3 separate regions of the Homo sapiens genome follow, and regions 1 and 3 are each linked to region 2. Evidence: chromatin loops called from intact Hi-C (ENCODE). Cell type or tissue: mammary epithelial cell. All regions are shown on one strand. Links, peaks and the distances in the headings refer to the core of each region. The heading gives the core; the rest is flanking DNA. Region 1 holds the start of JAG2 (jagged canonical Notch ligand 2). Region 2 holds the start of AHNAK2 (AHNAK nucleoprotein 2). Region 3 overlaps PACS2 (phosphofurin acidic cluster sorting protein 2).

Region 1 (10,296 bases), core at 1,044-9,043, 190 kb after region 2:
CAGTACACCCCACAGCCTTGTGCACCCCATGGCCCAGTGTACCCACAGTCCAGGGCACCCCAAAGCTCAGGGCACTCCAGGTCCAGGGCACCCCCAGCCCAGGGCACTGCATGGCCCAGCACACCTCATGGCCCAGGGTACTCCAAATGCCAAGCACCCTAAGTCCACGGCACCCCACTGCCCACTGTACCCCAATCTACAGCATCCCAAAACTCAGGCAACCCAAGTCTAGGGCCCTGCACGGTCAAGGCCAACACAGCCTCCCTGCTGCCCCGCTAACGGCCCCCCCAGGTCCAGGGCCCTGCACGGTCCAGGCCAACACAACACAGCCTCCTAGACCTGCTGCCCCACCAACGCCCCGACTTGGTTTCTTCTCCTCGGCCTCCCGCATCAGCCTCCCGCCCCCTACGGAGCACAGCGCTTGGTGCAGGCGCCAGGAGCTCCAAGCACAGATACATTTCCTGAAACCTGAGCTTCTGAGAGGCCCAGGCCTCTGCCACCATTGTCACCCGAGGCAGGGAAGAAGGGGTGGGGGCAAACACCATCCCCAGGGCTCTGGGCCCCAGGGCCGCAGCAGGAGGAGCAGACCAAAGCCCATCCCACGCAGGAACACACACACCCATGCTCCACACCAGAGACCAGCCAGGGCCTTGCCTGGGTGTACCCCCACTCCCCAGCACACCCCCTCTAGGTCCCAGGTCCCCCACCGTGAAGACGGTGGCAGCCAGGGCCGGCTAGCACCTGCCACAAAGCCCAGGGTACAACTGATGCCAGCCACACCCTGCTCAGGCCTGGGATGTGGGGATAGGAATCCCGCTCAGGCCTGTGGTCTGGGGACAGGGACTCCGCTCAGGCCTGTGGTCTGGGGACAGGGCCTCCGCTCAGGCCTGTGGTCTTGAGGACAGGGACTCCGCTCAGGCCTGTGGTCTGGGGACAGTGACCTCACTCAGATCTGGGGTCTGGGGACAGGGACCCTGCTTAGGCCTCAGGTCTGCAGACAGGGACCCTGCTCAGTCCTGGGACCTGGGGACAGGGACCCAGCTCAGGCCTGGGGCCTGAGGATAGGGGCCCCACTCAGGCCTGGGGTCTAGGGACAGGGACTCCAATCAGGCCTAGGGTCTGGGGACAGGGACCCCGCTCAGGCCTGGGGTCTGGGGATAGCGACTGTGGCTGGGGCCTGGGATTGCAGATCCTTGTCTTCCTGCCCCCACTCCACCACCAGCAGCAGCTCAGGCCGAAGCCTGGCTCCACAAGCACCCCTTCACTGGCCTAGCTTGCTCCCCTCATAAAGACACCATGGAGCAGCCCAGGAGGGCCCCTGAGAGCAGCAGTCCCCTCCCACCCAGGCCTGCCGCCTGCTCCCCAACCCGCCCCTCCACCTCCCAGCCTTCCTATCGTGCTGCGGCTTTGACCCTTCAGCCCACCCTCAGGGACCAGCGACAAACCCCCAGCCCACTCTCCAATCCTCCCTGGCCAAGGGCAGTCCTCCCTGGCTCCAATGGTCCCCGTGTTGCCTGGGCACTGAATGCCCCACCCTGCCCCCATACCAAAGCTTTGAACCAGACCCCCAATGTACAAGGCGGACATGCCCTGAGTTCTCCCCAGGGCTCTGGGCCCCAGGGCCATGGCAGGAGGAACAGACCGATGCCCACCCAACACAGGAACCCAGATGCCCACATTCCATACCAGACCAGCCAGCTCTCCTGGTCCCTACTGGGAAGGTGTGGGAAGGAGGGGGGTGGTCCCCAGTGTGCAGACAGGATCCCCTGAAGGTAGGGTGGGGAGGCCAGGGCCCTGTCATCCCCAGCCCAAGCTCAGAAAAAACAGGAAGCAGAGTGGTGCTGAACCTCACACCTGCCACGAGCAGCTTAGGTAGCTCCAGGCACAGACCTCAGCCTGGCCCACCTTGAGCCCTAGGGCGGCTGGATGCAGGGGGTGGGCTCTGTAAAAACCTTCCTCCCTAGGGGGCAAAGGAGAGGGTAGGGAAGGCTGGGAAGGGGAGGAACTGGACAGGTCTGGGAGCCGGGCTGGGGGCACAAGCAGAGCCCGAGCTGGGAGTCCAGCAGCCCCATCTGACTTCGTGAGACCTGCAATGAAAAAGCGGCAGTGTGCCCCTTTCACAGGTGAGAAAAGCTCAGCCCTTCTGATGGCCCAGGACCTCAGGCCTCCTGAGCTGATAGACGCAGGGTCAGCCCCAGGCCCACCTCCTGTATCTACAGGGCCTTCACCCATCCCGTTCTCCTCATAAGCCCAGATCTGTCACGGGGACCATGCTCCAGCCACACCACCCCGCACAGCTGCCCTGGAGCCCAGCACACACATGCCAAGACAGAACAAGAAAGACCCTCGCTGGCAGGCAGGCTCCTGGGCTCCTGGCTCCAGAGATGGGCCAGCCAGGCAGGCACGACTTCCAGCTGCACCTCTGAGGGTGGGGCCCTGGCTGCCCAGGTCACGGCCAACTGCCACCACCCTGCTCCTCCCTCAGCCAGCAGGTGTCCCCTGGGCCTGCCACCTACCAGGCCCCAGAGCAAAGCTCCCTGCTGCCCCCAGCATGACACTACTCCTCCCCAAACCTCCATCACCACCTGCCATGCCTACAGAGCACCCGGGGTGCGTGCACACACGCAGCTGGGAGAATGTGGCCTCACCCTGCCAGCTACAAGCCAGGCACCAGAACCAACCCAGGCTGACACCGGCCTCCTGGGGACGTCTGGGGGTGGAGCCAGGAGAGGAGGGGCAGCCAGGCAGCCTGCTGGCATGTGGTCCACCACCTCTCCACATTCAAGACCCTGGGCCCACCCACTGAGGGAAGCTGAGCCCGAGACCAGCACAGATCCATGACTAATAGCACACAGACCCCGGCCACAAGAAGCCAGGCCAGGGGGCAGAGGGCCACCCAGCCAGGCCTGGGTCAACAGCAGAGACCACAAGGTGGGAGAGTCACTCAGGGGGCAGGGGGTGGAGGGAGCGAATGCAGAGCCCAGACTCCCCCACTCCTCTTCCACAAGGCCCTCTCATTCCCTTTACTCCAAGGAGCCCAAAAGCCCCACGGGCCTGGGCAGGATGCCACCCTAGCCTCCAGGCTGAAACCCCTCCTCAGGTCCCAGGGAGCCTGAACTCGGTCCTTGCCTTCCCATCACAGCCAAGTACACCTCAGCTCACCGCACAGAGCTGGACCTCAGCAAGCCAGGGCAGCATGGCCAGGGACTGCCGCCGCCCGAGTGCAAATACCAGGGTGCTGGCATCACGGCACAGCTCCCGCCCGGCAGCCAGGCCACATGGCAGGAGACCAGGGCTGCCCCCAAACACGCAGCTATGACTCTGCCCTGGCCCCCAACCCAGAGACAGGCCGCCTGCCCCCTCCTGGGGCATTCGAGGAACCGGCTGGAAGCAAGAGGCAGGGAGGTGAGCTGGCCCCGAAACCCAGTGCCCGGACTCCAAGGAAGGCAAGGGCCTACCCGGTCCCATCCCACACCTGACCGGCTGGCCCGCGGGGCGAAGAGCCAGGGCGGACACGCGATAGCCCGCCACATTCCTCCAAGACCTCCCTGCCCCCACACCCACTGCTGCCAACTCGAGCAGAAAACACATCCTCAGGTAGCGATGTGGGGCCACGCTGGCTCAGGCCCAGGTGCAGATGACAGGCTGCGGGCCCTGCTCAGACCTGCCTGCTGCACCGCCGTGGGGGCGAGGGGCTGGGCTTCTCACAACTGCCTGGGCCCTCCCATGCCCGCCCCTGCCTTTTCCATCTGGGGGACACTTTCCCCTCTCTGGGGCCCCCCTGGTCAAGGGATACTCGGCGGGGTGCTCACGGGTTGAGGACATGGCCAGAGGAGACTGTGGCCAGCTTCCACGGGTGGGAGCTCAGGAAGCGGTGAGGATGGGGGCAGCAGGCAAGGCTGCCAGCCAGGGCTGCAAAGGTACAGCACAGGACTGGGAGCCACACACGGCAGGCCCAACTGGCGTGAGCTCGGCAGGGATTGCCCTCAACTCACAATCACTTCAGGGCCCAGGATACCAGGTGGGCACACTCCGGTGCCTCCTGCTGACTGGAGCCACTTCCTGGCTCCCAGATCCATCTACTCCCTGATCACAGGTCTGCATGGTGCTCTCATTCCCGCACTCACCCAGTTCCAGGCCCCCAGCACAATGACCAAGCAGGGAAGGACCTCTGGGCACCAGGGCAAGGCCGTGCTCCAGGCAATGAGGTAAGGCGCCCGAGGCCTGGGCCTGCCCACCTACCACTACCCACCTGCCAGCCCACTGGGATGAGTACCTGTTTCCCAGTGACACTGGACCCCTACCACCCCTCCTCCCAGCACGCCCAGGCCAGGGCTCCTGCCTGACTGGCCACCTGCCAGGGGAGACCAGACAGCCCCGACTCAGCTTCTGCCCCTCCAGAATAACAAAACCAAAAAAACCCACAAACAGGGCAGTGCCACAGAAGGTCACTGCACCAGGATCCACTATCTCTGTCTCTGAACGATCTTGGGTCACCATCGGGGGCTTCTGCCGACATAAGCGTTAGGCGTTAGGCTCTCCCGGGCCTAGGTCCCACGGCGCCCGCCCGTGCCCCCCAGGCATCCAGGAAACTGCAGGGCAGGCGCAGGCTGGCCACGGGCCCGGGGCGGCTCAGTCAGGGCCTGCCCTAGACCAGCCCCAGCACGCGCTGCGCACATGCCACCGCGGCCTGCCCGGGACCGGGGCGCCTCGCCTCGCCTCCCCACCCAGACAGACACGCGCAGGGCGACGCAGGCACACGCCGCACACCGCCGCGCACGCGGGACGCCGCCGCCCCGCCCCCGCCGCGACCCCGCTCCCGGTGGCCCCGGGGCCCCGGCGCGCCCACGTGGCCAGGCGCGGACCAAGTCCCCAGAGCACGCGCCCCCTGCCGGCCCCGCCCCGCCTGGGCGCGCGCGGCTCGCACGCAGACCCGGCCGCAGGTGTTGGGGGTCGCGAAGCGCGCGGGGCCGGGGCGCGGAGAGAGAGGGAAGGGCTGGAGCACGAGGGATGGAGCGCACGTACCGGCCAGGCGAACTGGAAGGGGATGACGACGAGGCCCGGGTCCTGGTCGCCGCCGGCCCGGGCCCGCGCCCGCGCTCGGTCCCCCGCAGCGCCCGCCGGCGGCAGGTAGAAGGAGTTGCCGCCCAGCACGGGCGTGGCGCCGTGGCCGTAGCTGCAGGGCCCCGTGGGCGTCACCTTGGCCTGGTACTCCTTAAGGCACACGCGCACGTACGTGTCGCACTCGTCGTGGCCGCAGCCCCCCGCGCGCGTTGTCCGGCCGTCGCCGTCACAGCAGGCGCCGCTCAGCAGCTCCCCGTTCACGTTCCGCAGCGCGCTCAGCTGCAGCTCGAAATAGCCCATGGGCCGCGCCGCCTAAAAATAAGGCAGCGGGAGAGCGGAGGGAGGCGCGGGCCGGGGTCGGCGGGCCGGGCGCCAGGGGTGGGGGAACAGGCCCCGCCGCCCCGCCCCCACCCAGCCGCGCCCGCCCGGAGCCCCAGCCGCCGCGCGCAGCCTCGAGGGCTTCCGAACCACGGCGGCCCCAGGCAGTGCCCGCCCGGCCCCTAGGGGCGGCCCGGTGTGCCCCGTCCGCGACCCCCGCCGCCCCCGCCGCCCCGCTCACCTGCACCCAGAGCGCCAGCAGCAGCAGCAGCCGCCGGGGAAGGCGCCCCCGGCCCTGCGCCCGCATTGCCCCCGCGACCCGCCCGCCCGGCCCCGCCGCCGCCGCCCGCGCCCGGCTCCCAGCCGCCGCGCCGGCCTCCCAGCGCCCGCCCGCCCTCCGAGCGCCCGCAGAGGCAGCGGCAGCGGCAGAGGCGGCGGCGGCGGCGGCGCGGGCGGGGTCGAGCGCAGCGCCGCGGCGCGCGGGCCTGGGCGGCGGGCGTGCAGGGGCGGCGGCAGCTCCGGCTCGCTGGCGGCCGCGCTCCGGCTGCCCGGCCCGGCTCCCACCCGGCGGCGACGGCGGCGGCGGTGAAGGCAGCGGGTCCCGGCCTCGGCTCTGCGCGCCCGCGCTCCCGGCACCGCAGCCAACAAGTTCGGAACGAGACTGACAGCTCGCTCGCCCATTCGTCACCCGCGCACCTGCATATGCATGAGGGGGCGGGGCCGCGCCGCGGGGTGGGGCCGGGGGGGGGTCCGGGGGCGCCCCAGGCTTTAAAGGCGGTGGAGGGCGTCGCCTGCCAGCGCCCCGGCCCGGCGCGCGCCCCCCAGGGCGCCCGGGCGGCGGGGGCACGGGGCCTCGGGGTCAGCGCGGGCCGCGGGGGCCCCGCTCACACCTCCGCGTGAGTCGGCGAGGCGTGCGCCGGCGCCGCAAAGCTGCCTCCCCTCCTCCGCCTGGGCTCCTGCCGGGTGTCAGAAACCGGGGGTGGGGCGCCCCGAGGTTGCCGTGTGGTCCCCTCCCATCAGTGCGCCACCGCCGCGCTCCTCGCAGTCCCAGAGGAGATGCCGCCTCCTACTCTGATCAGGGCTCGGCCCCCACGCGGGGTGGCGCGGCCCTGGGGCCAGAGCCGGGCCCAGCCCCTACTGCGCGCCCCCCACCTCCTCCGAGAATCTCCCCTTCTCCGCGCCGCTCCTACCGCCTCCACGCCGGCTGCAGGGGGCGCTGCGCCCCTCCGACGCCCCTGCCTTCCCCTCTGCGAGGCGCGCTGGTCAAGCAGCCAGTCAACAAATGCTCCAGGGTGCAGACTGCTCAGCTCGGCGCTGGCGTCGAGGTAGCCAGGCCATGCCCTCAGGAAATGCTCAGGCCACATTCCCCGTTTCCCGCCTCTCGCCCCCCAAACTCAGGTCTGGGCTTGGGGGGCGAGAGGCGGGAAATGGGGAACAAAAGTCGGCAGTGCCTGTCCCTGAAGGCTACCCCGAGAGAGGCCTCCCACTGCTGCCCTGGTCACCAGGCTTCCACACCCCATCCTCTGCGGTCACCTCCTTGCCCTCTCCCTGGGTGACCTCGCAGCTCCTCCACAGGGTCAAAACCAATGGCACCTTCCTCTCCTCCAGTGAGCACGGTCCTTTCCAGAGCTAGGGGTCACCTTGGTGGTTAAAGATCCCCATATGGTCCAGAGGGGTCCTCAACCCATCCCCATGATAACTGAGCTGTCTTCTCTCCCCCTAGCTCCTCTCGCAAATTTGCCCTGTGCCCGGAGCTGGGTGGCTGTGCAGCCCCCCAGCCTGGAGCAAGTCACTGCCACCATGCTGCTGGGGCTGAGGGCTGAAGGAAGAGAGCTTTGGAGGCACAGGGCCTGTGAACACCCCATGCGCAGGGTCTGCCTGCTCCATCCCTGTTTAGCAGCTCCTCCAGGATCCAGGCCGCAGGCTCAGCTGAAGGTCCCTAAAGGGGTGGGTGGGAGCCCCCCATGCCCACCTCAGCTGGCTCTGCTCAGAGTGCCCACCCCAAACTTGGTGGTGGGTAGGCTTCGTGGGGATTAAGACACAAGCCAGGATGAGGCCCGCACAGAGACCCCCACCAAACAAGAGAATCCAAGCTGTGTTCAGAGCCTTCCAGTTGCCGCCTTCCGGTGTGTGGGCGGTGATTACCGCCTACGGGGGGAGGGGCTCCCTGTGGAGATGCCACCTCTCCTGTGCTTTGGCCTGGGGGCAGGTACTCGGGTACTCGAGAGAGGGAAGCCCCAGGACAGAGAAGCCCCCTGCCCGGCTCCAGAGGCCCAGGGCTCCATCCCCACCTGCGCCCACTGCCCCACTATGGTGGGGGAGGGGGTGCTGGGTGCCTCTGCTGGGCACTTGGCCAAGTGGTGAACAAGGGAGACTCCGCCCCTGCACACCCTCAGGAGCCCCCAGCCCGGGGGTGGACAGAGGACTTAGACAAGTCATACAGAAGCTGGCATAGGGGGCCGCCAGAGCGTGGACGGGCATGGGTCAGCCAGACCTCACGATGTCCATGAGAGCACCCAGGTCAGGAAGGTGGCCGCACCTGCCCTTAGGAAGGAGGGGGACATAGGAGGCATCGGAGAGGGGGTCCCTTCCCTGCAGGAATTTCAGCAGCCCTTGAGCCAGAAATGCCAGGCAGCTGGACCCTGGTTTGAGTTTCCAGAAGGCAGCAGTGGGAACCCTCGCCCCTCATACATATTTCACAAAACACATTTGCCCCCTGCTGCACCTTGCTGGGGTGAGGGGCTGAGATCAGTGGCGGCCAGGGCTCCAGCCCCAACCCTCACCAGACCAGGCTACCTGGTCTCTTCTAGTAAGGGACCTCGTCATTGTTCTGGGGCCCACTGGACCACAGCACCCTCCAGCCTCCCAGAGCCACCCGTCCCCCAGCCTGGAGGGCTCCCACTCTGAGCGCTGGGCGGTGCCCAGCTTGTATGCAGAGGGCAAGGGTGCAGCTGCTCAGCCTGGCCAGGGGCTCTGGGCCCATAGGGCAGTCCTGGGGACCAGGCTGAGGACGGGCTGCCAGGGGTTTGGACAGAGCCGGCGAGGCTCCAGAGTAAGCTGTGCTTCCGCTGGGTCCTGCAGTGCTAAATATAGCAGACGGGGAGGGGAGTTTCCGGTTACAACCCCCCCTCCAGTGCCGGGAAATCAATGCCAGCTCCATTAGGCCCGGCAGCACTGCCTGCTGACCCACCCCATCGGGCTGCGGAGCAAAGTGAGGGGCTGGACTACACCCAGGTCCGGGTGCCCTGTCACCTGTCCCCTCAGTGCTTCAGGGGCCAGACCCACCTGGTGCCTGCGAGAGGTCCCTCTGAGGTAGTGGGAGGCCTCTGCTGGTCAACCCGGAGGGCCCATCGCACTCTCGTGGTGTCACCAGGCAGGCTGCTGGTAAGGGCAGCACAGCAAGGCTGCTGTGGGTCAGGCAGAGCTCCTGTCCTGTGAATGTCCTGCTGGGGCCTCATCTGGGTAGAGTGAAGCTGAGGCTGGCCAAGACCCGCACACCCCATACCTGGCAGCCCCTCCCTGGCACACACCCCATACCTGACAGCCCCTCCCCGGCAGCCCTGTCGCTGGCCTTGCTGATGCCCACAGGGCCCCACCTGGGCCACAGCCAGCATTTGCATACAGGTGGCACTGCTTTTGTGGGCCCCTGAGGCACAGCCTCCTCAGGACAGCCTCCAATGCCAGGCTGTCCAGCACTGTGCTGGATGACAACAGGGGGTCAGTCTCCACCTCCCTGCCCAGGGTTCCACCCTGCAGGGTACTGAGGCTCCCTTCACTTCACTGTCCCCTTCTCTACTTTCCTCCTGGGAGCCACAGCCTGGACCTAATGATGTCCAGGAGCGGATCGATCCTGCCGCAGACTGATGGCCCAGCAGTGCCCTCGAATGCCCACAACCAGTGCCAACACACCCATTCACCTGCAGAACCCTTACTGTGCACCTGTGGCCCAGGAAGCAGACCAGGCGAGCTGGGTCCCCTCCTGCCTCACAAGCATTCTGGGCACCTGGGGAGCAGCTCTGAGCTGCACGCATCTCCCACAGCCCCACCCTCAGGACAGGTCAGAAGGCAAGGCCAGGGCATACAGGCCAGAGATGCTCAGGGGCCAGTAGAGCCTGGTGCTGGGCGGCCCAGGCTGAGGCCGTGCCCCGGGACCAGGACCGGGCTGGCACCAGGAACCTGGCCCATGTCAAGACCACTGGCCTTGTGTCCCCACCCTGTGCCGCCACCTGCTCCTCTTGGAGCAAGCCTGCAGACATTTCTGCATACCCCACAGGCCGAGGAAGGTCCCTTGGAAAACTTCCAAGGCTGGGGGTGCACGGATCAGCTACTGGGGCCCCCGACACAGGGCAGCTTTGGCTCCGGGCTCCTGTGGAGTGGCTCTAGCCCAGCCCCAGTCAGGGTGGGGACCCCTCACTTGCCCCAGGAGCAGGGAACATACTTTCCCTGCAGCGTGCAGCCTGCAGTGCTGCCCACCCCATCCTAACTCCTGAGGACTGGCTCAGCCACCACTCTCGTGAGCACAGCTCATGCTGCAGCCCCGTGACCAGCAGGCCCACCCCCAGGCCTGCCATGCCACCCTCCATGAGTCCCGGACCCCACCCCTCCCAGCTCCAAGAGGAGGCACAGCCTGGCCCTGCCCATGGCATCCCCAGGCCTGTCCTCAGCCCCACAGCAACCACCTGCATGGCCTGCCACCAGCTACTCCTCCTACAGGAGAGCTCGCCGTGTCCCGAGGGCCATCTCAGGTCAGGGTCACTGCTTCCCGCCCCTTCCCCAGTCCTCTCCAAGGCCCTGGTCACAGAGCTCAGAACCAGCAGGCAGAAGCTGGAGCTATGCAAGCCTTTATTGGGGTCCGCGGGGTGTGGGGTGAGTGGCCAAGACTGGCCTCTGTCTAGAACCCTGGAGTCTCACTGG
Region 2 (10,296 bases), core at 809-8,808:
TCCTCTTTGCTCTGGGCAGCCAGGAGGCTCCAGCAGGACTCAACCAGCTGTGCTACGTGTAGCCCCCCTGGGATCCCAGTGTGCCAGCCCTGTGCCCATAGCCTGGGTGTGGACGTGCCTCCAACAGGCAGTCTGGAGCAGGCCCACACAGCCGAGGCCCAGCCCAGGCCTTAGGGGCAGCGAGGGGTCAGACCCAGCCTGGGAGGTCAGCGATGGAACGGCTTGCACCTGCACCAGGCCCCAACGGCATGGGAAGAGGTGGGAAGGTGCAGCTGAGAGGGCTGCCCCCGCCACGGGATGCCAGGGTGGCCTGAGGTGGGCACACAGAGAAGGGGTCCTCAAGTAGGCCAGAGGACTTCAAGGGCAGGGAAGGCTCTGTCCCAGCCCCAGGGCAGGGGCACTTGCCGGCAAATGGGGTGGGAGAGGCCTCAGGGGCTCCTCAGGCCTGAAAGGTGGGGACCTGATTCCAGGCCCCTTCTGGGCCTCCCCCCATTGCAATACCCTAAAAAGGCTGACACAAAAACCTAACGGTCACAAAGATAGAAAACGACTCTATTTACACGGAGGCAGGAAAGCTGGCCACGTCTGCTCCAGGGACACTCCCAGACAGCTCTCACCTGGGAACGCTGTTTACTGTTTACCACCTGACACCCACACTCAGCCAGGCAGGGCAGGGCTGGCTGAGTCAGCGCCGTACCCAGAGGCCCAGCCTGCTGGAGTGGGACAGGAAGGAGACGCTGGCACAGAGCGGGGCCGTCATGCCAGACACAGCACTGACCCCCGCAAGAGCCTTTGCTGGGGCCCCCACCCCAGCTACGCCCACCTCACAGCAGCCAGAGGGAGGTGCCCTGCACAGCTGGCCACAGCGCTGGCCACGCAAGCCCTTCCCAGACCCTCGCTGCAGTGCGGCCAGTGTGGTCCGCCAAGCCCTGGAACACATGACGGAGATCTCCTCCTGGTGCACCCTCCCCAACGCGGACAGCCATGGGAACGCACCACACCCTGCCCCAGGCCCTCTCCAGACTCTAAGCACGTGCCACTGGCTCTGCCTGGGGCACCCTCCCAGCTCAGATCCTGGACTTGCTCCCCCGCCAGGCACTCAGAACCGAGCCCTCGGCTCCAGAGCCCCTGGCGGTGGGTGCCCACAGCACGGTGCAGACACACAGCAAGGGATGGGGTCAGGCTGGAGGCCCTGGGCTCTGGCTCAGGGGGCCACTTACTGGGAAGGGTAAGAGCTGGAGAGCCATGCTTCACACCTGCCCCTGTTGCTACCCAGTCCCAAGAGAGGCACACTTGACCACCAGCAGGCGGGTGCTGGGCAGGGCCTTGCTCACCTGCCTCAGTTCCCGGGGGCCCCACCTACCGGACCCCTGGCACCACGTGGTGGGACTCAGTGGTCAGGCAGGTGTCTGATCAGCTGGAGGGACGGCAAGCAGGGGCTCTGCTAAGCCACCACATCACAGACCCTGAGACCTAGGCCATCCGGCATGTCCCGTGATGCGCACTGAACAGCTAGTCCTGGCTCAGAGCTGCTAGGACCCAGGACCAGCTAGGAGTCGCCATGGGAACTCGGCTGCTGGCGGGGGCCAGGGAGGGCTGAGGGCAGCGGATGGTGAATCAGCCGGGAGGAGGCCAAGGCGTGAAGCTCGGCATTCTCAGGGCGTGTGTCACCAAGGAGCCCGCGGTGCTGGCTCACCCAGGAGCCAGGCCTGCCAAGCAGCAGGAGCAGGGCGAGGACCGAAGGCTGTGGCCCTAAACAAAGGGGCCTTAATTCCACCTGGTGGGGGTGAGTCATGGGGCCTCCTGCCCACCCAGGCGCCATCACCTGACAGCCCCTCCAGCCGGCAGGGCTCACACGGACATAGCCCAGTAAGGGTCCCCCAAGTGTCCTGCCCCTGCCACATCCCGGGTACCCCCAGCTGCCCCTGCTTGGCTATACCCTCAGCAGCGTCCAGGCAGGGGTGTGGCTTGAGATCCCTTTCCGGACTCCTGCCTGGAACAGCCTGGGCAATTGCCTAGCCTCCCACCACCGCCACCCCTGCAGGAAGGAGTCCCTCCCAAGAGCTCTGCAGAGAGGAGGCCCCGATGCCACTCCCACCCTCACAAGCACACATTGGGTCAGCAGGTCCGAGTGCGCAGCAGAGCTGGCAGGGCAGGGACCCGCAGCCGGAGGGGAGGGGAGGGCGGTGGCTGCAAAAACCTCTGCCTGGCCTCTGTGGGGTGCGGGGATGGGGGAGTACCGCCTCCCGCCCCAGCCCCTCCCCATCCCCTGCCTCCTGGGCTCAGCTCCATGTTTCCATTTTAGAAAGTGCTTCTGACTATTAAATATTTATCCGAGCAAGGAAGGCCTTGACTCCCGGCCAGCCGATGACTTCCAAAAAAAGAAAAATAAAGGGAAATCTGGAGGCCCAGGCTGAGTGCAGGTGGGGCCTGGTGGAGACACCCTCAAGCTCGCAGCGTGGCTGGGGATCCCGTCACCCTTAGAGCGGGTGGAGGGGAGCAGAGGAGCATGCCCCGTCCTCCTTGTGTGTCCAGTTAAGCCTCCGCTAAGCTCCCTTAGCTAACCTGGCCTCCACATCCCCCACGGAGCAGCTTCCTTCCCACCAAAACTGCCCTAAGACCTATGGGGCTCCCCGGTGCCCTCAGGACAAAGCCCTCCCTCCAGCAGCTGACGCTGCCACCTCTCCATCCTCACCCCACCCCGTCCCAGATGCACTGGGTTGAACAACTTGCAGGTCCCTGACTTCGCCCTCAGCCTCTGCAGGCTCCTGCTGCTTTGCCTCCGCTTCTTTTTCATGACCAGTCCCGGTCTCCATTGGGCCAGTTGTCCTCCAGGGAGCCCTCTCTGGCCCTTCTGTGCCCCCTAAGGCTGCACTGGCCACAAAAATGGGATTCACATTTGTTGACTGAACAATGGGTGGATCCTTCCTCTGCTGAGCTATGACCTCCCAGGTCCCAGGGTTCCCGGGGTGGCTTTGAGACCCAGAAGGATGGGTGAACAGGCCGCCAGACAGACGGGGAAGCACCCCCACAACTCACACCATCCCTGAGCGCAGGGTCCGTCTCTGCCAGCCGGAAGACCAAGCTGGGAGAGTGTGGCATTTTACTCCTGAAGTGGGTGGCAGGGACCCCCAGATGGCCAGTGCCCCCCACTTGCTGGGGCTTGGGGGCCTTTCCTCCCCAGCACCTATACTTCTCCACACCTGGCCAAGCCAGCCCCTAGCTGAGCCTGAAACACAGAGGCCTTCCGCATAGGTGTCACAAGAGGAAGGACACAGAGCGGGCCAGAGTCTAAGGGAGAGCTGGGAGTGGGCCCAGCAACCCAGGGGACTTCCCAGAAGAGGCAGCTCCTAGCCCAGCCCAGGACAGAAGAGCTTGGCCAAATGGAGAGAAGGCAATGAGGGCATTCCTGTTGTAGGCCCAGCCACGACGAGCCCGGATGGGAGTGGGCACTCAGCTTCCTGGGCATGGAGAAGGCCGGGAGGGAGCGGGCTCCTGGGGCATTGGAACTGGAGGCTCTGCGGGCTTGACCCTCCTGTCCACTTCTGAGCCTCACCCCCTTCCCTGAGCTGCACCAGGTGGGCACTGCCTGAGGCTTGGGGCAGGAGCCAGAGGCCAGCAGGCAGCCCAGCCTCCCTCCCTGGTGGTCCAGCTTCTGTTTCCCCACCAGGGAAAGAGCTGGGGTTGTTAGGAACACACTTACAGCATCACTGTCGGTGGCTTCTGAGAGGCCACCTCACTGGAGGGCACTCCAGGATGCCCTCTGCTGCCTCCTCCTCAAGGCCCATTCCTGCCACTAGCGGCTACAGAGGGGCTCCTTTGCCTGCGGTCACCCTGCCTGGTGGGGCAGGGCAGAGCCAGCACCTGTCAGAACAGCATGTCACCGACCAAAGCGTGCGACATTCTGCTCTGGCCCCTAAGAGCCCAGGGAGTCACTGCGTCACTGTCCCCAGCCTCAGTGTCCTTGTCTGCAGAATGGGAATACAGCCCTCCCCCAGTGTAGATGACCCAGTCAGGGAGACACCAGGGTGGTGACAGACCCGCCCGCGCTGTCACTCGGCATCCCTGGCTGCGTGGAGCTAGCAGCACAGGCAGCTGCAATCACTCCTGACCCCGAATGTGAGGTCCTGACCCACATTTGCAGCCTGAGGCCCTGAAGAGGGCACCAGCGAGGCACAGAACAGCGAGACCACCTCCACAGCTGCCTTGCTTTGCACCCTTCTTGGGAAAGGGCCCAGCCATCTCATGACCCCCACCGCAGAGAAGAGACCACCCACACATCTTCGCATGGTATCACCACCTGGGGCCTTCCCAACACGGTGGTGCTTTCTTGGGGGGTCGTGGGAGGTGCTCAGGCCACACCGGGGCAGCAGGTGCAGGGTGGGGGCCGGGGCCGGGGAGGGGTTCCCTGTCTCCCCAGTTATCAGGGGCCCAGCTCTGCCCCTGGGAAAGAGGCAACCTGCCCCTGGAGTAGGCAAGAGTGTGACACCCAGAGCCCACTGGGAGTGAACTGGCTGGTGTTACAGTCGGCAGCGCTGCGTGGGGTGGTCCCAGCATGGCCACCAGGGGGCAGCCTCGGCACAAAAGCCGCCCAGGAGATGGCTCCCTGCTGGGCTGGTGCCTGGTGTGTCGGGCAGAGGGCAGGTTTGGACTGGACAGGAAGACGAGAGCAGGGGAGAGTCCGCCCATCTCCAGCCTGCTGAGAGGAAACTGCAGGTGGAAAAGGCCTGGACCAAATCCAGGCTGGGAAAGGCAGTAGTTGGCAGGGTGCTTGTCAGGAATGCACGTTCCTGGGCCGCAGGGTTGGGGAGGGTCTGGGAACCGGTGTGCTGGACAGAACTCCCAAGGTCTCTGATCTTGCAAGTCTCCTACCAAAGCTCCAGCGAGAGCCACTGACCTTATTCCCTAAGAGCGGATGGTTCCGTAGGCTGGACACAGGGAGGGACTGCCCCAGACGGGCTGGGAACCATGAAGCCAGCACAAGCCTCTGTGGAGGCAGGGGGTGGATGAGATGGTCCTGGACCCTGCAGCTTGGGAGTCTCTGGGTGCCCGTGAGTGAGGAGGAAGCAGAGCAGAAAGGCTGTGCAGGGAAGCTGGGGGCAGGGTAGTGGTCCCATGCCTGGGGGCCCTGCCCTTCTCCCTCTGAGGAGGTCGACCTGCAGCCATGTGGGCAGGGCCAGTCATAGTGAAAGAGGAGGGGGCCAGGGGCCTCCAGCCCACCGGAGCCATCATCCTCCCGCTGCTGTGCCCAAACACCTTGGGCTCCCATCTGCGACACCGTGAAGCAGGTGCTGTAGGGGCCTCCCTGCTCTGGAGCCCCCCAGACAAGCCTCCCACCCTAAGTGCGCACCAGACAGACAGGCCACAGGAGGGGCCTTGGTAGTGCCTGCTGCAGCTGGGGGGCATGCCCAGGCCAGGGGCACCCCTCTCACCTGCAGCATTGTCGGCACCATTAGCATTGACCTGTTTTCCCCAAGGAGTGGGGTCCAGCCTGCACCAGTGCCGGCCAGCCCAACCCCCTGGCCAGTGGCTGCCAATGCCCTGGGTGTGGTCAGCTGCAGCAGCATAGACCCAGCGCCCAAGGGACTGCCCTGCCCCCCTCAGCCCTGCCCTCCAAGATGCTGAGACACCCAGGCCCCGGAACCAGGCCCAGTGCAGGGACAGACACACAAAGAGCAGCAGGTACACATGCCGTAGCCTGCGGCTCAGAGGGAGGCTACTGACCATCCCTGGGGGCATGCCAGTAGGTAGCACCCACTTTCCCTTGCCCAGCACTGCGGGACCCTGTGGCCTGACTTTGACCCCATTCAGGCCCCTCACCAGGCCCCAGACCTCAGGCCTAGCCCTGCCACAGCCTCCACCTAGCCAGCGACCCCACCACACAGCCACACAGTAGACGCAGCCCAGCCCTGCCTGGAAGCCCCGGACCAAAGTGGAGAGCCCAGACTCCTGGACCAGCCTGGCTGCTCTCCCGCAAAGCAGGTGAGAGGGCAAGCCTGGTGCAGGTGCCCCGGGTCCCGGCGGCCCCGGCTTTCACGCCCCTTGCAGACACCAGCCCTGCTCCAGAGTGCGGTAGCACCTCCCAGGAGGCCGCCTCTCGACCAGACAGCGTCCCAGGAGCGGGGCAGGAGCGAGAAGGAGAGACAGACAGGGACCGCGAGTGACAGAGGGAGTGAGCGACAGAGACGAGTCAGCCACCGAGAAACAAAGTGAGCGACAGAGACAGTCTCAGAGGCCGGGAGAGGAGCAGGAACCTACAGCCACGGACAGGTAGAACGCGAGGCATGGGAGAAGAGACTCCAGCGGCCGGGAAGGCCCAGAACCACGCGCGAGTCCCGCAGGCGTCTCCGAGTCCCCCGCCCCCAAGGCCCGCACTGCGCGCCCCTGGACACGCCCCGGCGCGCGCCCTCGCGCGTAGCCCACCCGCCCCAGGGGAGCGGGCTGCAGGCGGGGAGGGGCGCACCGCTGCCGGGGGTTCCGGGCCAGGTGGGCAGCACCATGTGGAAGCAGTCGCACATCGCGGCGGCCAGGCGGTGCGGGCCTGGCGGCCCGTCGCGTCCAGTCGCTGGTCCCGGCTCCGGCGCACGGGGCGGGCGGGCGGGAGCCGCGCTCTGCCCCGCTGCCCTGCGCTGCCGCGGGCGGCCGACCTCGGACTGCGGACACCGCGCGCCAGGCTACCCAGCCGCTCAGCTAGGACCCCGCCCGGCTCCGCCCAGCCCTGCCGGGCCACTGCGGAGCGCGCTCGCGGGCGGTGCCGTCGGCCTCATTCAGCCCATTGGCTGCCGTCGCCGCGGCCCCGCCCCTCCCAGCCAGGCCCCGCCCCACCCCGCGCCCCCGGCCCGCCTGTCGCGTCCGCAGAATTAACTTTGGACTCCCGCCAGGGAGCGACCTCTGGATCCCCGCACCGAGGCTCCTGGACTTGCCGCTGTCTTCACCTCCCATTCCGGGGGAGACAGACACTTTAGTCAGAAGCTGGGGTGGGGGGCAGCCTGCGGGGACAACAGGGGTCGCGGGCACCGCAGGAGGTGATCTGGCAGCATAAGGACAAGATAGAATTCTGCAGGGGCTGGTGGGTGGCAGATACGAGGACGCGGCTGAGAGCGTGCAGCGGGAACAGGGCGCCCCGGGCAGGGCTGCGGGGTGGGCGCCGCGTGCGGGAGCGCCCAGCGCTGGGGGCAGTCCTGGAGCCAGAACCCCGCCCAGAGTCATCCTTTCTGCTGATTCTTGTCAAGAGCCTAGGGCCTAGGACACAGCGGCAACCAGCACCCCACTGGCCCTGCCCCAGGGGCTCCAGGTCTGGCGTAGACACAAGCAAGCCTGTAAGGATGAGGCGTTCTGCAGGGCGGCACTGCCCTGGGGGCGGGGGAACGGAGGTCCTGGAGGGCTCCTGGCAGTGTAAGCTGGGACCTTAGGGGTGAGACATGTGCCAGGCAGTGTAGGAAGCGTTCTGGAGAGAGGGGACAGAGTAGCGTGTGTGCAGAGAATGGGGGCAAAAGGGCTGGGGTTGAAAGTCAGGCCCAGTGGGCGGGGGCAGGGCAGCAAGGAGGCTGAGGGGGCTCCTGTCGGTAGGAGGTGCCACTTAAGGCTCCAAGCAGGGTCTCTGAGCGTGGTGAGAGCTGAGGAAAGACTGCGCAGGTGGCTAGGGGTGTTGGCATGGGGCACAGCTGGAAACAGGAGCAGTGGAACCACGGCCATGGTATGGGAGGGAGTGAAAGGATATGCAGGCAGAGGGGACTTGGTGAGGATCAGAGTGCAGAGGGTGGGAGCCTCCCTGGGATCTAGCTTGGGCACCACACAGAGGCAGCACACCTGGGGGTGTGGACAGGGAGGGCAGGGGCCCAAGGGAGTTCTAAGAGTTTGGTGACGCCTGGCCTGGTGTAGACCCAAACCGGGCATACCCCAGAAGGAGTGGAGTTCTGCAGGGATTGTCGGGGAAGGCAGGGCTGGAAGAGACCCAGGAGAGGACCGCCACCTCCATGAGGAGCTGCCTGGCAATGTCCAGGGGTGTGGGTCAGATGCAGGGACACACACACACACGGACACACATACGGATACACACACACATACATACATACAGAGATAAAGACACAGAGACACACAGACACACACGGACAGAGACACAGACACACAGATACACAGGTACACATACAGACACACACACAGAGGCACACACAGACACACACAGAGACACACAGACACACATGGACAGAGACACAGACACAGAGATACACAGGTACACATAGAGGCACACTCACACACACACAGACACACACACAGAGACACACAGACACATACACATAGAGACACAAACACACATGCTCTGTCATACACACACACACACACACACACACACGGACACCTTTTCCTGGGGTGGGAAGAGGCCAGGCTGTACCGGAAGGGCCAGGCAGACACACACACTCATAGATAAGATCACAAACTCACCAAGACACAGACACAGGCCACCTGAGATATTTGATACACTCAGGCCTGCATGCATGAACACCCACACCAGGATACAGACCCATGCACGTGTATACATACACACAGGGGCACACGCATTCCTGGGCTCATTTGGAGACCACGCACAGCTAGCGGGCCCAGGTGAGCCACCCGGGCACGATGACTCACCCTAGACAGTTCCCGTTAGCCGCGCTGCAGCCACCGGGCAGCCATCCAGCAGCAGGTCAGATGGACGCCAGAGCCACTGCTGGGAAGAGGCCCTGGCAGCCTCCTGCCAGTGAGCCCAGGCATGATGGGCACAACCTTCTCCCTCGTGTGGGGACCTGGCGCAGGTCTTACCCCACCCCCTCGCAGTGTCCTTTTTTCGGGGCTGAGCAGTGTTGCCTGGGGTCCAGAGGCCCTGCACTTACCTCCCTCCCCAGGAGCCCACCCTGCTCTGGTCACCTGGAGTCAGTCACTCCCTGGACACAGGGAGAGAGCCACTAGGGTGCCTGGGTGCATACACCTCTGTGTGTGTCCCTGGATGTGTCTATGCCTCTGCCTGGTCTGCTGGGGTTTCGCCCGCTAGTCCTCTGTGTCTGAGTCTGGCTGCAGGGCCTGGGAACGAGGGGCCGCTCAGGGCACTCACCCACCTTTGTGTCCTCAGCCCCTTTAGGTGTGTGCCCTTGACAAAGTCATGTGGCCTCCTGGGTCCCCATCCAAATGAAGTGGCCCCTCTCCTGATTGTCTGGCGTGATCTGCGCAGGGCTACGGGGACTCCCCTTGGCTTTGCGGGATGGGTGAGGATGGAGCCCTGGGTGGGGAAGCCGAGGTTGCCCCCGACATGTCCCTGTCCCTGGGCTACTACCTGCTGCCCCTGCCTCTGTTTTCCTTCAGCAAGATGAGAGAACCCTCCAGGCCATCTTGGTGGGGGCCGAGTGAGAGCGCAAGTTCAGCGTGGCGTCACGGGAGTGTGGGGACCCCACACTTGGGAGGACTTTGCCCTGGTCCTGCCCCTCAGCCTGGGGTGGCTGAGATCTTCCCCTAGCTGTGTCCACTGGGCCTGTCCTCCCCTGGCTAAGAAATGGTCCCAGAACCAACCACAGCTGCCCAGGTCCAGGAACTTTGCCTCTGCCCTGCACGGGGCTGCCCACTTCCAAGGTGGGCACAGACACACACACGCAGCTGCGCCATGCTCCCCTGTGGCCCCAGAATTCAGGATGGGGTCTGGGCAGGGCCTGCTCCACCCGGAGGCCGTCCCTCCCTTCTCCTGCCCACTCTGAGACAGAGGGCTGGTGTCTCTCTGCAGTGGCCTCTGGCTCTGCGCTGCCCTGAGTGCTGGGGCCACAGTCTGGTTGTGACTGTCGGGGAGCTGGGGACTGCCCCTCCCACCCTCCTTCTGGGGGTCTTCTCCTAGCTTGAGGGTTAAGCTGACAGTGTCATGAGTAAGACACCTTGGGGTGTCTGTCCAGAGAGCTTCCCCACCTCAAGGAACCTGGGGTCCTGAGAGCTCTATCTCACTCCAGATGCCTCTGGGAGGGCCTGCAACTTGGGCAGTGTACCCCCACAAACAGGCAGGCTGCGGCTATGTGCAGTTGAGGACTGGCTCCCCAGGGGCCAGCCAGAATCCCTCCTCCCGCCCACCAGGGCCTCAGCAGCTGAAACAGGGGTCCAGGGTCACAGCTGTGGGAGCAGGGGAGAAGATGAGAGGGGCTGCCAGCCCCCATCCCGGGCCCTGCCCGCCAGCTGAAGCCTGCGCTCCTGTCGTCACGCCCAGCTCCAGTTTCCTCCCCATGTGCCCCTCTGAGGACAGATGCCCAGCTAGGGAGGACCACAGAAGCATGCCTGGGCTCAGGA
Region 3 (10,296 bases), core at 689-8,688, 380 kb after region 2:
CCAGTGTGGGTGTTGCACCCCACACACCTTCAGGCATGGGTGGGTGGTGTGGGCATCTTCACTGGATGGATTTGGAGCCCTGGCGCGTGTACGGCAGATGCCCCGGGGAGATGGCATGTTCACACGGGGCAGCACTAGGCAGAGTGGAGGGTAGGGTCTACACCCCTCCACTCCTCAGCAACAGAGCCCTGGACACTGGGTGTGTCCTTCAGACTGTCCCTGGCGTCTCCAGCACTCCTGTGGCCTCAGGACGGAATGATGGAGGTGAAATGAACAGAAGGAAGGTTGGGGGAAAGCGTATCCCAGCTATGGGCAGGGGGTCCTGGGGTGGGCAGGATTTGGGGCGGCTGGGCCTGGGGCTGGATAGGGCCGCGGGAGAGGGGAGGCCTGTGCTCTCACAGCTGGGAGCTGGCTCAGGACTCTCAGATCTTCTCTTTGTGGCCTGTCATCCCTCCTACCTGCCTGTCCACAGGCCCACACTGAGTGAGTTCCATGGGAGGGAGGCTCACCCTCAGGGGCCTTCAGGAGATGGGACCTCTGGCCCGGCAGCCAACGGATGCTGAGGGGTGCCCACCATGTGCAGGGACAGCTGGGGTGATGTCTTGGAGCCCTGTGAGGTCCTGGGGCCGCCCAGGCAGTCACACCCCGCCCTGCACCCCAGGGTGCAGGCTCCCGGGGTGACACAGTGCTGGGACGGCACAGGGCCGCGTCCTGAGGAGAGGGCGGAGCCCCGAGGCTGAGCTGTGCCTTGCCTCACAGGTTGTGCAGCCTGACTCTGAAGAAGCTGGTGGTCTTCAAGGAGCTGGAGAAGGAGCTGATCTCCGTGGTGATCGCTGTCAAGATGCAGGTGAGGCCGCTTGTGACCCCGGCTGTGGCTGGGTGCTGTGTAGGCTTTCCATGTGCCTGGGAGACGAGTCAGGCGGTGCGCTACTGTGGGGCCTTGTGCCAAAACAGCGGGCAGCCCATGCCATCTCCGGGAGCCCGGGGGGCTGGGAATGACAGGATGCTCCTGGGTCCAGTCCTGTCCCGCACAAGGGAGGCAGGCCCGGCCTTCTGGGATGTGGAGGTCACATGCATGGGGCCTTCCCAGGGCAGAGCTGCCCTCGAGTCACCTCACAGTGATGGACGGGCCCCAAGCACCTGGAGCCAGGGCTTCCCTGCTGCACTCAGCACCCACTTCCTGCCCACTTTTTGTGGGGTGGAGGGCGTCGGTGGGAGAGGGGAGCAGGGCACTCTGGGAGGCGAGGGCCTAGCCAGAACTCCCAGCCCCTGGTGCCAGGGCCTCTCTCCTGACCCTAGTGGGTCCTGTGACCTCTCGAAGGCTTTGAACAAGTAGCGGTTCCAGAGGGGTCATGCTGGTGTCTTCCCCATGCCTGGCCCAGGCCCCGCCCCCTCCTTGGGGTAGAGCTGCCATGACCCTTGCAGCATGGCCTTTGCCCAGTGGCCCAGACAGGGAGGTGTCCCCGCCAACTGTCAGGGCCACCCCTGCCCTTTCAGGGTCATACGGTTCCAGGTGTGTGGCCTGTATAGGGCCACCGCCAGCGGGCTCTCCCTAGCCGGCACCACTCATGGGCAAGTCTCACCCATGTCCTCAGCATACAGGAGTGTCCTTCTGTGTGGCCGTCCAGCGTGACAGGGTGGGGTCTCAGTGGCTGTTGTGCTCCTGACCCCAGCCCATCAGCTCCTCGAGGATGGGGCCCTGCCCTTGGAGCCCATGTCCAAGGCCCCACACAGGTCCCTGCAGCTGGCCGGATTCTTGACACCTGCTGTGGCTCTGACACGGGGTCTCCGGGTCTCCCCGACCTGCAGAGTAGCACCTGAGCCTCGGCCAGTGTGGCTGAGGTCACCAGCCAAGCACTGGGTCTTGAGTGCGAGGAGGCCTGAGGCTTGTTGTCTGTCCCAGTCAATTGCCACTATGTGAAACCTACTGCATCTTAAATAAACGTCTGGAGAAACCCTTTTCCTCGCTGAACATGCTCGTGGATTAGCAGCAGCCTACATCTGCGGCGTGTGCTGGTGGCCAGGTTCCCCGGGTGGTGGGGCCTTGCCCCAGGAACTTCCAGGAGCGTGTGGCTAATAGCAGGACCCCAAGAACTTCCAGGAGTGCGTGGCTAATGCAGGACCCGGAGAACTTCCAGGAGAGCGTGGCTAATAGCAGGACCCCGAGAACTTCCAGGAGAGCGTGGCTAATGCAGGACCCCGAGAACTTCCAGGAGAGCGTGGCTAATAGCAGGACCCCGAGAACTTCCGGGAGCGCGTGGCTAATAGCAGGACCCCGAGAACTTCCGGGAGCGCGTGGCTAATAGCAGGACCCCAAGAACTTCCAGGAGTGCGTGGCTGATAGCAGGATGGAAGCGTCTCTCCGCCTGTCCTGCCCATGGGTGTGGCCATGCCCAGGGTGCCCAGTACCTGCTGCAGTCTGGCTGCGGGTCGTCCCTGGGGAACAGGGAGCTCTCTGTGGGCCATTGCCACCAGGCCGTGAGGCTGTGTCTGGACCTCTTGGCTTGGGGGGCAGGGGTCAGGGTCTCATTGGGTCTTCAGAGCAATGCAGAAAGGCATGAAGGCAAGAGTCGACCCCTCACTGACTTCTGAGTCTGGTGCTGTTGACCTCTAACCTCTGGCATGGGGCCCCACCCCACACTGACCCTGTTCCTTGGCCCCATTCCTTCCTCTGCCTGTCTCTGGTCCTGCCCCAGCCTGTGTCTTGACCGAGAGCTTGGCCCCAGGGCCCCTCAGAGCCCCACCTCTCCAGCCCCTCTGTGTAGCGCATGGACTGGCTGCCCATGCCCTCCCTGCCCACCCCAGCTCAGCAGCCACGTGGCCCTTGGCCTCCCTTGATCACCCCAGCTCCTCATCTGCTTCTCTTGGGGTGTCCTCTCCGCCCAGGCCCCCTGTGGGGGAAGCAGCCAGCCTGGCCCCGCAGCCCCACCTGCCCCTCAGCCTTCTCTGGCGTGCACCTTCGCCTCACTGGCTGGTGGCACACACTGTCCTTTTCCCGACACAGCTGGGTCCCTGCAGGTCCTCTGAGGGGGGAATGCTAAGAGGGACCCGACGCAGAGCACATTTGCAGGGAAACATCTCTGAAGGGTCAAGGGGAGGAGCAGGGAGAGTCCAGACCACAACGCAGGGGCAGCTGGGGAGAGGAGAGGGGACAGGAGGGCTGGCCGAGGAGAGCCGCGCTGCCTCTTGCCACGCTGCACGTGAGGCCCCAGCACAAGGGGAGGACCAGAGTCCGCCATGGACGTCTCATGGAGCCCGAGTACGGCCATGCGGGCCGCCCGCACCTGTCCTGAGGCCCCGCTGCTCCCACCCGAACCTGGGCTGGCCCCGGGCTCCCGTTGTCTGTCCTGGACCCCCGCCCGCCCTCCAGCCACCTGGCACCTCTCATCCACTGTGTCCCGCGCGCCGGCCTCCGGGAACCTTGTGCCTGGGACCCCGCAGCGGCTGCTTGTTTCTCGGGGCACGAGGTCCCCAAGCTCATCCTTGTTGGGATGGTCCCATTTAAAACAGCACTGCGATAAGCACGTTCAATCCATTAGGAATCTATTTTGATATAAAGTTTGCGGTTGGGGTCCTGTTGTCTTTCACGCAAATGACTCGTTATCCATTTAGCAGGTGCGTGTGATGTCTCCTGCTGGCCTGAAGCTCACTGGGTATGAACTGTGTTTTCAGGTGCTCATGCATTTCCTGCACCTACATCTAGGCTTCTACTACCCTCATTTTTGTGACAGCATCTCCGTATTTTAAGTATTGTATCTCTGTATGTTTTACTTTCTGAGAGGACCAGTCAGGCCTGATCATTCTTCTTTTTAGAAAATGCTTTAGGCCAGGTGCAGTGGCTCATGCCTAATCCCAGCACTGTGGGAGGCCGAGGAGGGTGGATTGCTTGAACTCAGGAGTTGGAGACCAGTCTGGGCAACATGACTAATCCTTGTCTCTTAACAAAATACAAAAATTATTGTATATTTTTTTGTGGTGGTACATGCCTGTAGTCCCAGGTGCTAGGGAGGCTGAGGCTGGAGGATTGCCTGAGCCTAGGAGGTCAAGGCTGTAGTGAGTTGAGATCGAGCCACTGCCCCACAGCCTGGGTGACAGAGACCCTGTCTCAAAAAATAAAAACAAAAAATAAAAAAATGCTTTAAGCCAAGCATGGAGGCACATGCCTGTAAGGCTGAGCTACTTAGGAGGCTGAGGCAGGAGGATTGCTTGAGCCCGGGAGCTCAAGTCCAGCCTGAGCAACACAGCGAGACCTGTCTCTCAAAACCAAAACCAGAAGAGGCTTGGTGCCTCCAGATTTGTTCTGCCAGACAGACTTGGGCAGCGCAGTCAGGTGCTGCTGCACCTGGCCGTGGAATCTGTTTTGTGATCGCGTTAACTTCAGCAGGAGCCGCTCCTGGTTTCTCTCTCATGTCTTAGGGCAGATTCCTGGAGGTGGAACCTGTGGGCCGAAGGGTCTCCATGTTTTTAAGGTTCTTGGGAAAGATGCCAGGGCACCTCTGAGAATTACCCCAGCCTGTGCCTACCACCCCCAGACTGCAGGGCTGCAATCCTGCCAGTTTTAGAGTGCAGGAGTCACGGTGTCTTTGCCTGGTTTCCTGCTGATATGCAGTCCTTTGAGCTAGAACAGGTCTTGCTTAATCACAGGGCTCCAAACGAATCCTGCGGTCCCATGAGATTGTGCTGCCCCCCAGTGGACAAGTGGAGACAGACCTGGCCCTGACCTTCTCCTTGCAGGTGAGTCTTTCACCAGTGGTGACGACACCCTCATCACTGTCCCCTGGGGAGACGGGCCCCCCTCATCACTGTCCCCTGGGGAGACGGGCCCCCCTCATCACTGTCCCCTGGGGTGATGGGCCCCCCTCATCAGTGTCCCCTGGGGAGACGGGCACGCCTCATCACCGTCCCCTGGGGAGACGGGCACCCCTCATCACCGTCCCCTGGGGCGACGGGCCCCGTCATCCCTGTCCCCTGGGGTGACGGGCCCCCCCATCACTATCCCCTGGGGTGACGGGCACCCCCATCACTGTACCCTGGGGAGACAGGCCCTCCCCATCACTGTTCCCTGGGGAGACGGGCCCCCCCATCACTGTCCCCTGGGGAGACGGGCCCCCCCATCAGTGTCCCCTGGGGAGACGGGCACGCCTCATCACTGTCCCCTGGGGTGACGGGCCCCCTCATCACTGTCCCCTGGGGAGATGGGCCCCCCTCATCAGTGTCCCCTGGGGAGACGGGCACCCCTCATCACTGTCCCCTGGGGTGACGGGCCCCCTCATCACTGTCCCCTGGGGAGACGGGCACCCCCATCACTGTCCCCTGGGGAGACGGGCACCCCCATCACTGTCCCCTGGGGTGACAGGCCCCCCCCATCACTGTCCCCTGGGGTGACGGGCACCCCCTCATCACTGTCCCCTGGGGAGACGGGCACCCCCATCACTGTCCCCTGGGGTGACGGGCCCCCCCAATCACTGTCCCCTGGGGTGATGGGCACCCCCTCATCACTGTCCCCTGGGGAGACGGGCACCCCCATCGCTGTCCCCTGGGGTGACGGGCCCCCCCATCACTGTCCCCTGGGGTGATGGGCCCCCTCGTCACTGTCCCCTGGGGAGACGGGCGCCCTCATCACTGTCCCCTGGGGTGATGGCCCCCCCTCATCACTGTCCCCTGGGGTGACGGCCCCCCCTCATCACTGTCCCCTGGGGTGATGGGCCCCCTCATCACTGTCCCCTGGGGTGAGAGCATTTGTCTCATCATTGCCATCAGTGTCCTGCGTTACTGCAGATCTTCTGTTGATTATGGTTTATTCTTAAATGATTAGAAGATTTGTATTTGTTTATTAGGTTGAGTTTTTCTTTGTTTTTTCTTTGTTTTTTGTTTGTTTGTTTGTTTTTGAGATGGAGTCTCTCCTTGTCACCCAGGCTGGTGCAGTCTTGGCTCACTGCAACCTCCACCTCCCGAGTTCAAGCGATTCTCCTGCTTCAGCCTCCCGAGCAGCTGGGATTACAGGCATGTGCCACCACGCCCGGCTATTTTTCGTATCTTTAGTTGAGACGGGGTTTCACCATGTCGGCCAGGCTGGTCTCGAACTCCTGACTGCATGATCTGCCTGCCTCGGCCTCTCAAAGTGCTGGGATTACAGGCGTGGGACACCATGCCCAGCCTAGTTTTTCATTCCTTATCTATGATAAAGAGAATATAAGGCCGGGTGTGGTGGCTCATGCCTGTAATCCCAGCACTTCGGGAGGCCGAGGTAGGTGGCAGGAGAATCGCTTGAACCCGGGAGGTGGAGGTTGGTTGCAGTGAGCTGAGATCATGCCATAGCACTCCAGCCTGGGGGACAGAGTGAGACTCCATCTCAAAAAAAAGAGAGAATATAATAACGAGGGCAAAAAAACACTTACTGAGTCAAGGCTATTTTGCTCTTCTATTTAAAAAGATAGGGGAAACTCAGAGTTCACAAGCAATCCCAGCTCTTCGGGAGGCTGAGGCAGGAGGATTGCTTGAACCCAGGAGGTGGAGGTGACAGTGAGCCCGGCTAATTTTTGTATTTTTGTAGAGATGGGGTTTTGCCATGTTGGCTAGGGTGGTCTCGAACTCCCTACCTCAGGTGATCCGCCCAGCTTGGCCTCCCAAAGTGCCGGGATTACAGGTGTGAGCCACCGCGCCTGGCCCAATGCTCCATGGTTCAGTGGGTTTTGATAGGCATGCTCAGGCATGTCAGCACCACCGCAGTTAGGGTGGTGAACAGCCCCATTTTCCCCTAAGTATTTAAACTGATTTTTATTTGTGAACTCTGAGTGTCTAAGAGATACCTGTGAACATCAGCTTGCTGGAGCCCTGCTGGACAGGGAGCCTGTGGTGAGACGTGCAGGCGAGTTGGGTGAACAGGGGGCCTCGGAGGGAGAGCCCTCCCCGCCCTGTGTGCCCCTCGCGGAAAAGCGTCCTGGGTCCCACCTTGCTGATTGCCTCAGGCACATGAGCCGCCACACTGTTTCCGAGTGTCCACAGGCGCGCTCGGCCATCCCGGACACTGCAGCACATAGTCCTTGTCCACCTGCCATGGCTGTTAGCGTGGCGCGGAGCCCTCAGGGCCTGAGCTCTGGCGACTGGCTCACTCTTGATTGTGTTGGGTAAAGGATGGGCTCTGGGGACCGGCATGCCACTGGGATGAACTTGGGGGCCCGTCTGTGGGTGCCCTTCCGATCTCATGGGCAGCAGGTTGGCCTGGTCGCAGGCTGCAGGGTGGCTGGGCCGTCAGAGGCCGTGATGCTGCCTGGGGCCCCGGTGCACCCTCAGCTGCCACTCGCACTTGTGCCCACAGTATCCTCACTTCTTGAAGAGGGAAGGCAACAAGCTTCAGATCATGCTGCAGCGCAGAAAGCGCTACAAGAACAGAACCATCCTGGGCTACAAGACGCTGGCCGCGGGCTCCATCAGCATGGCTGAGGTGAGTGCTCCGTCTGGCGTGGCCTGCGTCGGGCTGGCCACCTGGGTGCCAGAGCATTCGCCCGTGGGAGATGGAGATGTCTCTCCCGGGTCCAGATGTCCAGGGATCAGGTGAAAATGATGAGAGGAGCCTGGGCGGCCGGGCTCCGCCATAAGGGCCAGGTGCGGCCCCAGGTGGTGCTTCCTCTCTGACCTTCCCTTGCCGCCTAGCATGGCTCCCCGCATGCCTGCAGCCGCGCGCACTCCCCTCTAACGAGCCTGTCCTGCCCTTCAGTGGAGGCTGGGTTTTGGGTCAGGCTGCTCTGGAGTCCTTCCCATGGAGGAATCGCTGCTGTCCCCACACCACGGGTGCGTCCTGTGATGGGTTCGTGTCTGCATCCTGCTCAGCACGTGCTCTGGCCCAGGATTGGCTGAGCAGGAGCAGGACAGGTGTCAGTTCTGTGAAGGGGCTAGCGACAATACCCGAGCAGGGCGGGGGCAGCACCCAGAGGTCAGAGGGGTGGCTGGAGTTCCCTGGAGGGGAAAGAAGGGGAAGTACCTCAAAAGGAAAAGAAACAGCCAAGCAGCAGCCCACCTTGCTCCAGAGAACCCAGCGTTCCAAGGAGGCTGCAGTAGGGCGTGGGGGCCTGGGAGAAGACACCCCAGGCTGAGGCCTCGGACTTTCTCATGGACCCTTTCGGGGCTGCAAGATTGGCTCTGGGAGAAGGGGCAGCCCAGGGCCCCAGACCAGTTTGTCTCTTTTGCTTCAGAACTTTCCCCATCGTGGGGTTGTGTTCAGGGGTCCAGGGGCTGCGGGCGTGAGTGGTGCTTGGGGCATGTGAAGCTGGGTTGCTGCCTGCCTGGGGCCTGGGAAGGTCAGCCAGCGCAGCCCCTCATTGGGAGCCGGAGATGCCAGAGCCCCCCAGCCCCTCTTCTTCCCACTTTGTCCCCCTGCTCCTGGGGCTTGGGGCTGGGACAGTGGGGGTGCCCACTTGTAGCTGGTTCCCCCACACCCCCAGGCCCAGCCTGCAGGCCTCCTGTCTCCCAGGTCAAGCGCTAGGTCCCCCAGATCCTCACACACCCCCACTTACGCATCCAGGACAAGTGCCAAGTACTACTCTGGGCTCAGCCCTCCCTGCTACCCCAGGAGATGGGAGCGTGGAGGGTACAGGAAGCAGCAGTGGCGTCCCGAGGCCTCGCTTCTCCGTGCCGCCGCAGGGCCTCAGACAAGCTTTGCAGTCTTCCCGATTCCTTCGGCAAACCACGGACAGCACGGGTGGACCGGGCCTCCAGGCTGCACTTCCCAGGGCCCTGGGACCCCTCTGGTGGCCTGGAGCTGCCCATCATCCCAGCCTCCCTCCTGCAGGCTGAGCGATGGGTGAACAGGTAGCTCAGGGATGCTCTCTGGGCTGTGAGAGCCTCCTGGGAGCCACCGCTTGCTTCCTGTGGAGCAGGAGGGTCCAGGCACTGTGGGGAGGTCATGCAGGCTCTGTTTCCCATTAGCCATGCAGGCGAGGTCCTGCTGATCCCTGCCGGTCCCTGTGTTTCCCATTAGCCATGCAGGCGAGGTCCTGCTGATCCCTGCCGGTCCCTGTGTTTCCCATTAGCCATGCAGGCGAGGTCCTGCTGATCCCTGCCGGTCCCTGTGTTTCCCATTAGCCATGCAGGCGATGTCCTGCTGATCCCTGCCGGTCCCTGTGTTTCCCATTAGCCATTCAGGCGATGTCCTGCTGATCCCTGCTGGTCCCTGTGTTTCCCATTAGCCATGCAGGCGATGTCCTGCTGATCCCTGCCGGTCCCTGTGTTTCCCATTAGCCATGCAGGCGATGTCCTGCTGATCCCTGCTGGTCCCTGTGTAGCCATGCAGGTGATGTCCTGCTGATCCCTGCCGGTCCCTGTGAGCTCCTGCCCCAGGCTGCTCCGCCCACATCTCTCAGTCTGCACCCCAGTGCCCCAGGCGGCTCCTCCCAGCCCCTCTCAGCACTGGTGCTTCTGTGTTTGACGTCCTTGCCCTGAATGCTGGCCTCTGCTCCCAGGCCCCTCCCTCACCTGTCCTCCCAGCCTTGGGCTGTCCCCTCCTGATCCCCGGGGAGAGGCTGGAGCAACCTTCCCCCACCCCAGGTCACACCAGCCACATCGTCTGCTGCTTGAAATCCCATCATCTGTTCTTCACTCTTGGCAGAAAAGCCCCACCCCTGGATGTAGTTCCAGTGCCCTGCCCCTGAGCCTGTGGCCCCCACCCCAAGGCTCCCTCGCCCTGCACCTGTGGCTTCCAAAGCCGAGGTCATCTGACTGCTCCTCGCTCTCCCCTCCAGCATCTCCTCCAGGCCCTCGGGGCATCCTTCCACCTTCCACTGGCAGCCTGGTCCCAGAACCTAGTTGGGTCCTCCCATGTGTCCCCGAGCACCAGGGCGGTTCATGGGCTCCCTGTGTCCTGCCACCTTTTGGGGCTGGTTCCCACCTGTGAGCGTTGCTGGCTTGTTGAGAGTATGAGCACGGGAGATTGCGGAGGCGGGACAGCCCCGAGGGCACAGACGGACACAGGTGGCAGAGGTGGGGGGCTCTCACCAGCTGGGCTCAGGCAGCTGTGCCATGGGGGCTTGCTGGCTCCGAGACTGCACGCCTGAGACGGGGGTGAGGGCATGGGTGCTGCCATAGGGACTGTCGTGAGAGTGGGGTGTCGGTGAGGCTGGCGCCATGCATTTGAGAGTAGTGCTCGGCGGTGGGGAAGGGTCCTTGAGGGCACAGGGTGGGGTGAGGCGGGCTGTTGGGCGGACTCGAGGCCAGGGCTGAGAGTGTGGTGGGAGAGGATGTGGGGGGCACCTGCCCAGGACCTCCAGGCTGTGGGGAGACCAGGAGGCGATGGCTGTGGGG

The links. A loop is a pair of places that touch in the nucleus more often than their neighbours do. Peaks named below come from ENCODE experiments on the same cell type or tissue, not always from the same donor. Only the 100,000 strongest peaks of a DNase experiment are listed, where the experiment ranks them.
Region 1: it touches region 2 in a loop (18-fold over the local background); 4 of 110 quality-filtered maps call a loop at or near these places.
Region 3: a loop joins it to region 2, with 20 times the contacts of the local background. A loop is called at or near these places in 11 of 110 quality-filtered maps.

The regions. Positions count from the first base shown.
Region 1 is chr14:105,162,732-105,173,027 of GRCh38, forward strand. It overlaps JAG2 (jagged canonical Notch ligand 2), which reads right to left and starts at 6,045. Exons shown (of 26, transcript NM_002226.5): 1 at 5,624-6,045; 2 at 5,026-5,376. The coding sequence starts at 5,689. It overlaps NUDT14 (nudix hydrolase 14), which reads right to left. Exons shown (of 5, transcript NM_177533.5): 5 at 10,208-10,296. The coding sequence ends at 10,290. RefSeq lists enhancers at 481-1,228, 4,767-5,266, 7,915-8,751. In mammary epithelial cell, for the core only: CTCF peaks have their summits at 3,343 (motif pointing left), 5,201 and 6,588 (motif pointing right); DNase peaks (open chromatin) are centred at 3,250, 3,550, 4,660 and 6,040; H3K4me3 peaks cover 3,391 bases.
Region 2 is chr14:104,971,720-104,982,015 of GRCh38, forward strand. AHNAK2 (AHNAK nucleoprotein 2) reads right to left here and starts at 6,655. Exons shown (of 7, transcript NM_138420.4): 1 at 6,464-6,655. The coding sequence starts at 6,518. RefSeq lists an enhancer at 4,033-4,112 and silencers at 4,313-4,532, 6,639-6,798. In mammary epithelial cell, for the core only: CTCF peaks have their summits at 1,124 and 4,566 (motif pointing right); DNase peaks (open chromatin) are centred at 982, 1,672, 4,642, 6,712 and 1 weaker place; H3K4me3 peaks cover 3,368 bases; H3K27ac peaks cover 3,390 bases.
Region 3 is chr14:105,347,734-105,358,029 of GRCh38, forward strand. It overlaps PACS2 (phosphofurin acidic cluster sorting protein 2), which reads left to right. Exons shown (of 25, transcript NM_001100913.3): 2 at 760-847; 3 at 4,645-4,734; 4 at 7,319-7,444. Among named protein-coding and RNA genes, the nearest start is that of PACS2, 38 kb to the left of the region's middle. RefSeq lists an enhancer at 4,990-5,519. In mammary epithelial cell, for the core only: a CTCF peak has its summit at 4,675 (motif pointing left); a DNase peak (open chromatin) is centred at 4,658.